Regions from separate parts of the Homo sapiens genome. Here region 1 is linked to region 2. Evidence: read pairs that join two places in POLR2A ChIA-PET (ENCODE). Cell type or tissue: HepG2. All regions are shown on one strand. Each heading gives the region's core, and the rest is flanking DNA. Links, peaks and the distances in the headings are about the cores only.

The links. ChIA-PET counts read pairs that join two places held together with the same protein. Peaks named below come from ENCODE experiments on the same cell type or tissue, not always from the same donor. Only the 100,000 strongest peaks of a DNase experiment are listed, where the experiment ranks them.
Region 1: POLR2A ChIA-PET joins it to region 2 with 5 read pairs; 6 of 35 experiments call an interaction of 5 or more read pairs at or near these places.

What each region holds. Positions count from the first base shown.
Region 1 is chr2:190,351,125-190,355,521 of GRCh38, reverse strand. All of the region lies in intron 2 of INPP1 (inositol polyphosphate-1-phosphatase), which reads right to left. Among named protein-coding and RNA genes, the nearest start is that of INPP1, 9.7 kb to the right of the region's middle. In HepG2, for the core only: a CTCF peak has its summit at 2,753 (motif pointing right); a DNase peak (open chromatin) is centred at 2,461; H3K4me3 peaks cover 359 bases.
Region 2 is chr2:190,526,421-190,530,817 of GRCh38, reverse strand. All of the region lies in intron 1 of NEMP2 (nuclear envelope integral membrane protein 2), which reads left to right. Among named protein-coding and RNA genes, the nearest start is that of NEMP2, 6.1 kb to the left of the region's middle. In HepG2, for the core only: no CTCF peak of the experiment used is centred there; DNase peaks (open chromatin) are centred at 547 and 2,037.

The sequences.
Region 1 (4,397 bases), core at 172-4,171, 180 kb after region 2:
AAGCCCTAGGAATCTGTATTTTTGTCAGCAACCTGTATAACTCTAAACACAGATTTAATAGCTCCAGTTCTCCAGGTTGCTTATTTTTCTTTACCTCTATGCTGGCAATTTTAGTGGCAGCTGGCACCTGCTGGCAGGTATCTTGGTGAAACAATGTAGGTACAATGGTTTTGCTATCTGTTATTCTTGTGCAGAGATAGGTTAAAATTGAAACAGCTAACATTTACTAGGTGCTTACTATATGCCAGGCATCCTTCTAGGCACCTTACATGTATTAACTCATTTAATTCTTATATAACCTTAGGAAGTAGGTACTATTATCTCCATTTTACAGATGAAGAACCTGAGGCACAAGGAGATTGTTTACTGAAAATCACAGAGCTAGGAAGTTGTGGGACAAGATTCAAACCTAGGCAAGCTGGCAGAAGCCCCCACTGTTGACCAGTACTCTAGCCAGTGAAATCTTTTCATCAATTGTTAACTATTAAAATAAGGGAAAATCAGTAATTGTTGGATAATAATCATAAGTACATTAGTATTATAAGGTACATTATATAGCAAAAAAAAAAAAAATGCACACACACACACACACACACCCCTAGTTGATATCTGTCACTAGGTTTGATCATTATACGTCACTATTTGACTTCCCTTTTACTCTCAGAAAAACCTTTTCTCCAGCTGATCTTCAGCCTCTGTTAAGGACCCTTCTGGGTAGTAAAAGCTCATCTATTAAGTTCCACTGATGTCTCCCTTAACTGTCATGGCATTGATGGCAGGGGGCATGCCCAATACCTAATTCTTCTGGTGTTAGTTTGTTAAGACTGGGTAGCTTAACAATAAAATCGCACTTTCTCACAGTTCTGGGGACTGGAAGTCCAAGAGCAAGGTGTCAGCAGGACTGGTTTCTCCTGAGGCTTTGCTCCTTGGCTCACAGACGGCCCCTCTCATTGTGGCCTCACCTGGCCTTTCCATCGTGGGCGTTAATCTCTGGCATGTCTCCCTTTTCTTACAAGGACGCCAGTCAGACTGGATAAGGATCCGCCTGTATGACCTCACATAAACTTTAAAGGTCCTATCTGCAAGTACAGTCCCATTCTGAGGTACTGGGGGTTGGGGCTTCAACATGTGAATTTTGAAGTAACATAATTTAGCCCCTAAAACCTCTCCTGAAAGACAGGCCGTGGTTACCTTAGCGACCCAATCTATTAGCTGACACAATCTATTCCTTTGTCTTTTGTTTTCTGGCCAAAAGTGAAAATGGGATAGTGTTTTCCTCCCCATTTATGTCGTCAATAAGAAACATCTGTGAGGCAGTCGTTCCCACTAAAAGCTATTCGCTTTAACAGCCAAGTAATTAATATTGCAGTGAGCACTGAACCTCTCATAAGCCTTGTTTTGTAACAATCTATTTCAAGTCACATTTCAGCAAAATGGGCTTAAAGAAGTTTCATTCCTTCCATCTCAAACCAAATGTACGTATCTATATGTTTAACATAAAATTGTGTCACAATGTCAGATAGAATTAGGGTCTCTTTTGCTTTTGTAGGATTGTCTAGTCCAGTTGGAGAGCTACTAAAGGAATTGAAGTATGTCAGAAGGAAAAAAGGTTCTTAAGACTTTTCTTGGAAACCCAAACCTCTCCACAAAGATAAATCTCAAATTTCCAGCCATTATCAGAACATCAGAGGTTTAAAAATCCTATCTGAATAATTTAGACATATTTCAGATGGGATAAACTATATAGTGGAAAATACACAGGCTTTTGAATCAGAAAGGCCTGGGTTCAAAACATAACTCTGCTACTAACTAGCTGTGTGGCATCAGGTATTTTCTTACCCTCTCTGAGACTCTCTCTTTACCTTTAATATAAAGATTAATAGTTACCTTGCAGTGATGTTGTGAAGATCAAATGAGATATTTCTGGAAAAATATCACAGAGCACAGAGCTTTACACATGGCAGATAATAAATGATAGCTATGACTCTGAAATACAACCTCACAGAAACCACAGTCACATGTCTTAACTTGAGAAAGTAAGAGGTTGGCAAGTTTATATGGGTCACTGAAACCTTTTCTTAAAACTTACTACTCCATTAAATCCAAAGCCTGGGAACTACTTGCAATTCTCTGAGTAACCCAAATAAAGTTCCTTTTTGTCGGCCAGATCTGATTGCTTCAGTTTCTGGGCATCTGGGTGGAAACCCTGGCTCCTAGAGGCTGAGACTACTCTGGCTTCATGGTAGACAGTCTATGACTGGCTTGGGAGAGCCATTTTTCTGTCAAGGGAGATATTTTGTGAGGATTCTAGGGCCCAGAGTGCTCCTTCTCATGTGAAGAGCCTGGTTGTAGCAGAAGCTGGCTGTGCCCTTTTGTTGTCCACAGTGACAGAAGGGTGATGACATAGATAAGGGCCTGCCACAAAACAGAACTGCTCTCTAATCAATAGGCAAGCGGGTCAAAGCACTTCTGTTGACATTTCCCTCTTCCGGCAGATAATTCAACACTTTACAGAGTACACATTTTTGCCCATTGCGCATTGACTCCACCCCACCCCCACGGTTCACATCCTGAATTCTGGCTCTCATCTTCTGAGGAATGGCAATTTGAAGCTATTGCGTGGTGGGCCTGCCTGACAGCTATTGCTGCTAGTGGAAAAGGCCAAGCTTCCGTGAAATATCTGGGTGTTTTACAAGAAGGTGTTTCTCATGACCTTTTCCAAGGGGGTACAGCTGTCCAGGAGTCTGTGTAGGTGGCCACATGATGGCAGTGGCCAAGGTTCTATTCAGATCACATTGCTGTTGTAGGGGAAACATAGACTTCGTCCCACCTCTCCTTTGCTCCATACTCAAGGGCTGCCTTGGGGAGTAGTTTTAAAGATTGGAGGTTGTTTGTGCAGAAGGGACAGGGGAATGGAAGTGGGCCCACACTAAATATGGAGGGGGGGCTCGCTGTGTTGTGTCACTTGCTAATGGTAGCCTCCCCTGAGATTCCTGTGAGGCCAGAGGGAAACTGTACTACAAGCCTTACTAGAGATTTGCAATACTGCCTTTTAGCTCATTGAAAACTAAATTGTTTTCCCAGTGTATAAGCCATGTTCAACTTTCAGATATTTGACTGTCAAACATTTCTCAGGATCCAATAAATATTACAGTTTGGGACTGCCTGTACTTCCTGGGTCTTATTTCATGTTGATCCGGGTGATGTTGCTGTCATTACCTCATGGGCTCTGATTAAGTTTAGCCTTTTAGTAGCTGATTTTGCACTATCCATTTGCTCTCCTGCTCTGGGAAGATTGTAAATTTGCACATGCTGCTCCCTCTGGTTGACACGCCCTTCTTCCTGCTTTCTCGACCTAATGCTCACTCACCTTCTCAGAATCAGTTCAAGGGCAAGAAGCTTGAATAGGCACTTCATACAGGAGGATATCCAAATGGCCAATAAACATACAGAAACACAGTCTACCATATTAGTCATCAGGAAGATGCAACTTAAAATCTCAACAGGGTGCCACTATGTATCCAATGGAATAGCTAAAATAAAAAAGACTGAAAATTTCAAGTTTTGCTAAGGGTATGGAGCAACAGAAACTCTTATGAACTGCGGGCATGAATGAAATTGGTATAATCATTTTGGAAAACTATTTGTAATTTGTTGACTATAAGTATAATCTATGATCCAGCAATTTAATTTCCCTTGTAGATATTTACCCAACAAAACTCATGCAGGTATGGATTAAAAGACACGTACTTGTGAGCAGCATTATTTGTAATAATCTAACATTGGTAATAACCCAAACAAGCATCAATAGTAAAATGGAATAAACTGCAGCATATTCATGTAATGAAATGCTATACAGCAGAGAAAATGAATGAATTGCGACAATAGGCAACAACATGGATGCATCTCACAAAAACATGCTGTCAAGTGAAAGAGGTCAGGCACAAAAGATATATGCTGTGCCATTTAATCAATTTAAAGTTCAAAAACAGGCAAAACCAACCTATAGCAACGTTGGAAGTCACAATGGTGGTGTCCTTGGAGAAGAAGGTGGGGTTACTGATGGCAGCTCTGGTAATGTTCTGGATATGAGTGATGGTTACACGAGTGGGTTGACTTTGTATCAATTTATTAGCTAACTGCTGAGATTCCTAATGTTTATGTGTATATTTCTAATTCACTAAAAAGGTTTGTTTTTTAAAAATGTATGTGCAAAAGGAGAATCATTTCAACTGTTGGCTCCTTCAGGAGACATTTCTGACTCCTCCTCCATCTTAGGCACCTGGGCCATGGGGGAATGGAGATGGGCCAAATCTCTATCCCAGCTTTCCAACACTCTATGCATTGGTTTACTTGTTTATGCTCTAACAAGAGATTTAAATGCATTTGCTGTCTTA
Region 2 (4,397 bases), core at 300-4,299:
TTAACCAGCAATAACTGGGGCCTCATGAATAAATGAAACCCGCAGACATGCAGGCAGCTTCATAGCCTTCAGTGTCAGGGCATAATCAGCCATAGAGTTCAAATAAGCAGTCAAACTGGCTCTGTTTCCTGTTTCCATTGGACATGATTGAAACCGAGCAGTGAAATGGCTCTAGAAGAAGATTGCTAAAGGGAGGAGAGACCTAAGAAAGATACAGCCTTTATAATCAATCTAAGATTGGAAGATCTGTTCTCTCTAGAGAGAACAGTGGGCCAGCTGTGATAACAGTCTTGTGACAATCACTGTCTTTTGCCTAGTCCAAATAGCCCGTGGCTTAATGAACTGACTTGAAGCTAGGCTTGTGGCTTCTTATGGCTGAATTTATGGTCCCTTAGATATTTAGGAATTCCTGTGTGGGTTGTTTGAGACTCATTCACCTCGGGAGAGAGGTGATAAGAAAAAAGGGCAGCCAGAGGACACCATGAAGCACTGACACTTTGTGGAATCTCATGGATTGTGTAAATTCCACATCAGCTTCACCTCAAAAGCCAGAGGCCACTCTGGAGAATTCGAGGGAAAACACTGCAACATGCTTTTACTAGCGTGTCTATAGGCATGAACAGTCAGGACAACCTCCTTCCTTCTATGCTGTCCTTAATCTGGTTGAAGACTGAGGGGAAATGCAGAACAAGTTCTTTTCCTCTAACTGGCAGATCCCTTACCCAGAATACACTGATGTATCATATATGAGTCAAACAAAAGAAGCTTAATGCCACCTATTCTTTCTGACCTCCTCTATCCAGTGAGGGGCAAGAAGATGATCCCCAGTCCAGAGGATGTTAAGGGTTACAGTACTCAACCCTCTAGCTATGGATGTATTGGCCATGGGGTAGGGCAAGGGGGAAGTGCAGCCTGTGGCTTCCAGACTGGCCCTCATGCTTTGTCAGTTCTGTAAATGGGATGGCAGTGGCACAGGCTGGCAAGGGCATCCTACTACATCAGGTGGTTTCAAGGGAGGGCCAGAGTGCACCTTCTTTTACGGTGCTGACTATTCCTGGCCAGGCTCTTACAAAGATTGGCTGGACTTCCATTGGTAGGCCACACATGCCTAAATAACCCACTAGTCCTCTTGAACCACAAGCTACACACAAAAGATAAATATTTAAGTTCTGGGGGTTACAGTGATAAACATGCAATGTCCCTGACTTCATGGAGAGACAGAGTATAAGCTAATAAATATATATGTAATATGAAGAAAGAATAAAGCAGGTGGAAGTGGTTGGGGTGTGTTTGTTTAGACAGTGGGGTCAAAGAAGGCCTTTCTGAGAAGGGAGTGTTTGATAGAGTATATCAGTGATTGGAAGGGATGAGCTCTGCCAAGATCTGGGAGAAGAAGGTTGCAGCAGACTGAGGAAACTTTATGTGGGGGCTCGCTGGCATCTTGAGGACAGGAAGGCCAGCTGTGGCTGGAGCAGTGGGCTGGGAGGGAAGGTGGAGGAGGGAAGGTCATAGAGGCACTCAGGTCCCTGGAAGGGAGGGGGATTTTATTAATGGTGTAAAAGGAAACCATTGGAGGGTTTTAAGCAGGTAAATGATGGGTTCCCATTCATGTTTTTGTTTGTTTGTGTTTGTTTTTGTTTTGAGACAGAGTCTCACTCTGTCGCCCAGGCTGGAGTGCAGTGGTGTGATCTCAGCTCACTGCAACCTCGCCTCCCAGGTTCAAGCGAAATTACAGGCATGAGCCATTGTACCCGGGCCCAATTCATGTTTTTAAAAAGATCTATTTGCTAATTGAAAAGTGTGTTGTAGGGGAAAACATGGTAGTTGGGGGGCAGCAATTCTGGAAGCAGGGAGACCAGCCAGATAGAAGGCTATTACATCATCCTAGTGCAAGAGGAATGTGGCTTGGGTAAGAGAGAAGCATTTATTCCTATGTTGAAACTGCAGTATACACTATACTTAAATTGCATCATCTTGCTCTTAAGAGCTCCAGGTTTGGAATGATTTAGGAGACAGTCTTAGGATCAAGTGGAAAGAACCTTATTTGAAGAGAGCATTTGATTGCAAAACTCAGGCCCCACCAAAAGGTTATTTCCTCAGACCATTAACAAAAGGGAACTGTTCTATGAGAGTTGATTTAGCCCTTGAAGTAGCAGCACTCACTAGAAGAATTGCAGTGAGGGACCTTTGGAGGCACCCACAAGAAAAGCCCATCTAGCATTGAGCACATGGGTGGTGAAGAAAGACCTGTCTGGAAGTAAACATTATTATCATAGTTTGGGCTGCTGGGTCCGTGTACCTGAGACTTCATGCTCTTCACCTGCCCTGCTGGAATGCACTCCCTTTCCAACGATAGGTAGGAATCACTTTTGTTTGAGGACTCCCAGTATAAAGTTATTAACTCTAGCCATGCTTAGAGACCCCCCCGAGGAGGCTGTGCAAAGGCAGAACATGACAAGGTGAATCCAGAGATCTGATCCCCACACCTCTGCTGCTTACTAACTGGGAGCATTTAATGTGTTCTCATGTCTTCTCATTGCAGTTGCTCAGGATCTTCCAGGTTATATACTACATTCCTTGACATTCTTCTTTTCTATAGGTAGCTGCCAGCCCTTTGATATCCCTGGGACTGCACTTCCCCCTATGCTGCCCTTGGCCAGAAGTCATTTGCATCTCAGATATATTCAAAAATGTGCCTCAGCATTGGTTGCTTTGTGTATTCATAGCCCTGGTTGTGAATTCTTCTTTTGGCTCTTGTGCATGGACACACCATGCAGGAGCATGTTTTTCATTTTTAGTATCCTGTATTTAACAGAGAGCCTGTAGAACAGCAGTCTTCAACCTTTTAGCAACAGGGACCAGTTTCATGGAAGACAGTTTTTCCACAGGATAGGAGTGGGGTTGGGGTGGTTTTGGGATGAAACTGTTCCACCTCAGATCATCAGGCATTAGTTAGATTATCATAACAAGCATGCAACCTAGATCCCTAGGTTGCTCAGTTCACAGTAAGGTTCACGCTCCTATGATAATCTAATGCCACTGCTGATCTGACAGGAGGTGGAGCTCAGGTGGTAATGATCACTCGCCTCGCGCACCGCTCACCTCCTGCAGCCCTGTTCCTAACAGACCATGGACTGGTATTGGTCCTTGGCCCCAGGGTTGGGGACCTTTGCTCTAGAGGTTCCTTCTTGTGGTTTTTACTGGCTTTTCACCTGGATTCTTGTATTTGCATCTTGGACTCTCAAACTCTGCAAATTTCTTGATATATTTAGAAACATATGCATTTTATCATAATGTGAAGAGTAAAGATGACTGATTTGACTGTCACAGTTGAATACGTTGGGTCCTTGTGTAATTTTGCTGCTTCGTGTGGCCACCGGAAAACCCTCCCTTTTATGGAGTTGTGTTCTGGGAGATGGCGAGCATTCCCAGGATCCTTTCCCCAAGTCTGTCTTCACTTTTCTCCAACTTAATGCTAAGGATATTTCAGGCCAGGACCAGGGCCTTGTGTGAGCATATTCAGTATTATTCCCTACATGGATGTGATTGTTTACTAGTAGTTACTGTTTACTCAGTCCTTCCCCAACTTTGGTGTAGCAAGTTGTTCTAGCTTCATTTCAGGTTTTTCAGGAGGAACAACTGACCACACTTTCCTTAAAGGAGTCAGGGGTTGGATGTAAAGCCCATTTCTTTGTGTACCCATAAGTGTTCCTTGTTCCTGTTTCCTAAAGAACAGATGTGGAGGTGACACTCTATCTTGAATCCGGAAGAACTTACGACTTTCATTCCACTTCATTTCAAATCCAAATACAGCAACGACCACAGAAGAAAATGAACATCATTACTTTCTAGTTTTCTTGTGGCATTTTACATTAGCCCTCTGTAACACAGAGGGTTAATATATATCTCTCTTTCTCTCAGTTATGTTGAGTTGTATTATACATTATATATAGCATACATATATATTTAGGTATCTACATCTGTCTCCAGCCAAATTTCTCCTTGCTGGAGATGTGAAGATCTGTCCATCTTCACAGAATCCCACCAATGAAAACTCAGTATATCCGAAATTGAACTCACCCCCACTTCCCTGTACAAACTTGCTTTTTTTCTAGTATTTCTTATCTGAGTAAAGGGCCTCACTATCTCTCCGCTTATCAGAAACCTTTACATCATCTTCTTGTTTTCCTTGATAAAATGAATCTGTAAAGCCTGCTGATTTAATTTCCTAATCTGTTATTTCTCCCGCCTCTCTTAGTCCATTTCTTGTTTAGATTGCTTCAGTGGCCTCCTTAGTGGTTCTTCTGCTTTCAGTTTTGTTCTTTAATATTGCACACTACTTACAGAATATTCTTTCTAAAATACAAATGTGTTTCTGTCACTTCCTTATTGAGCTG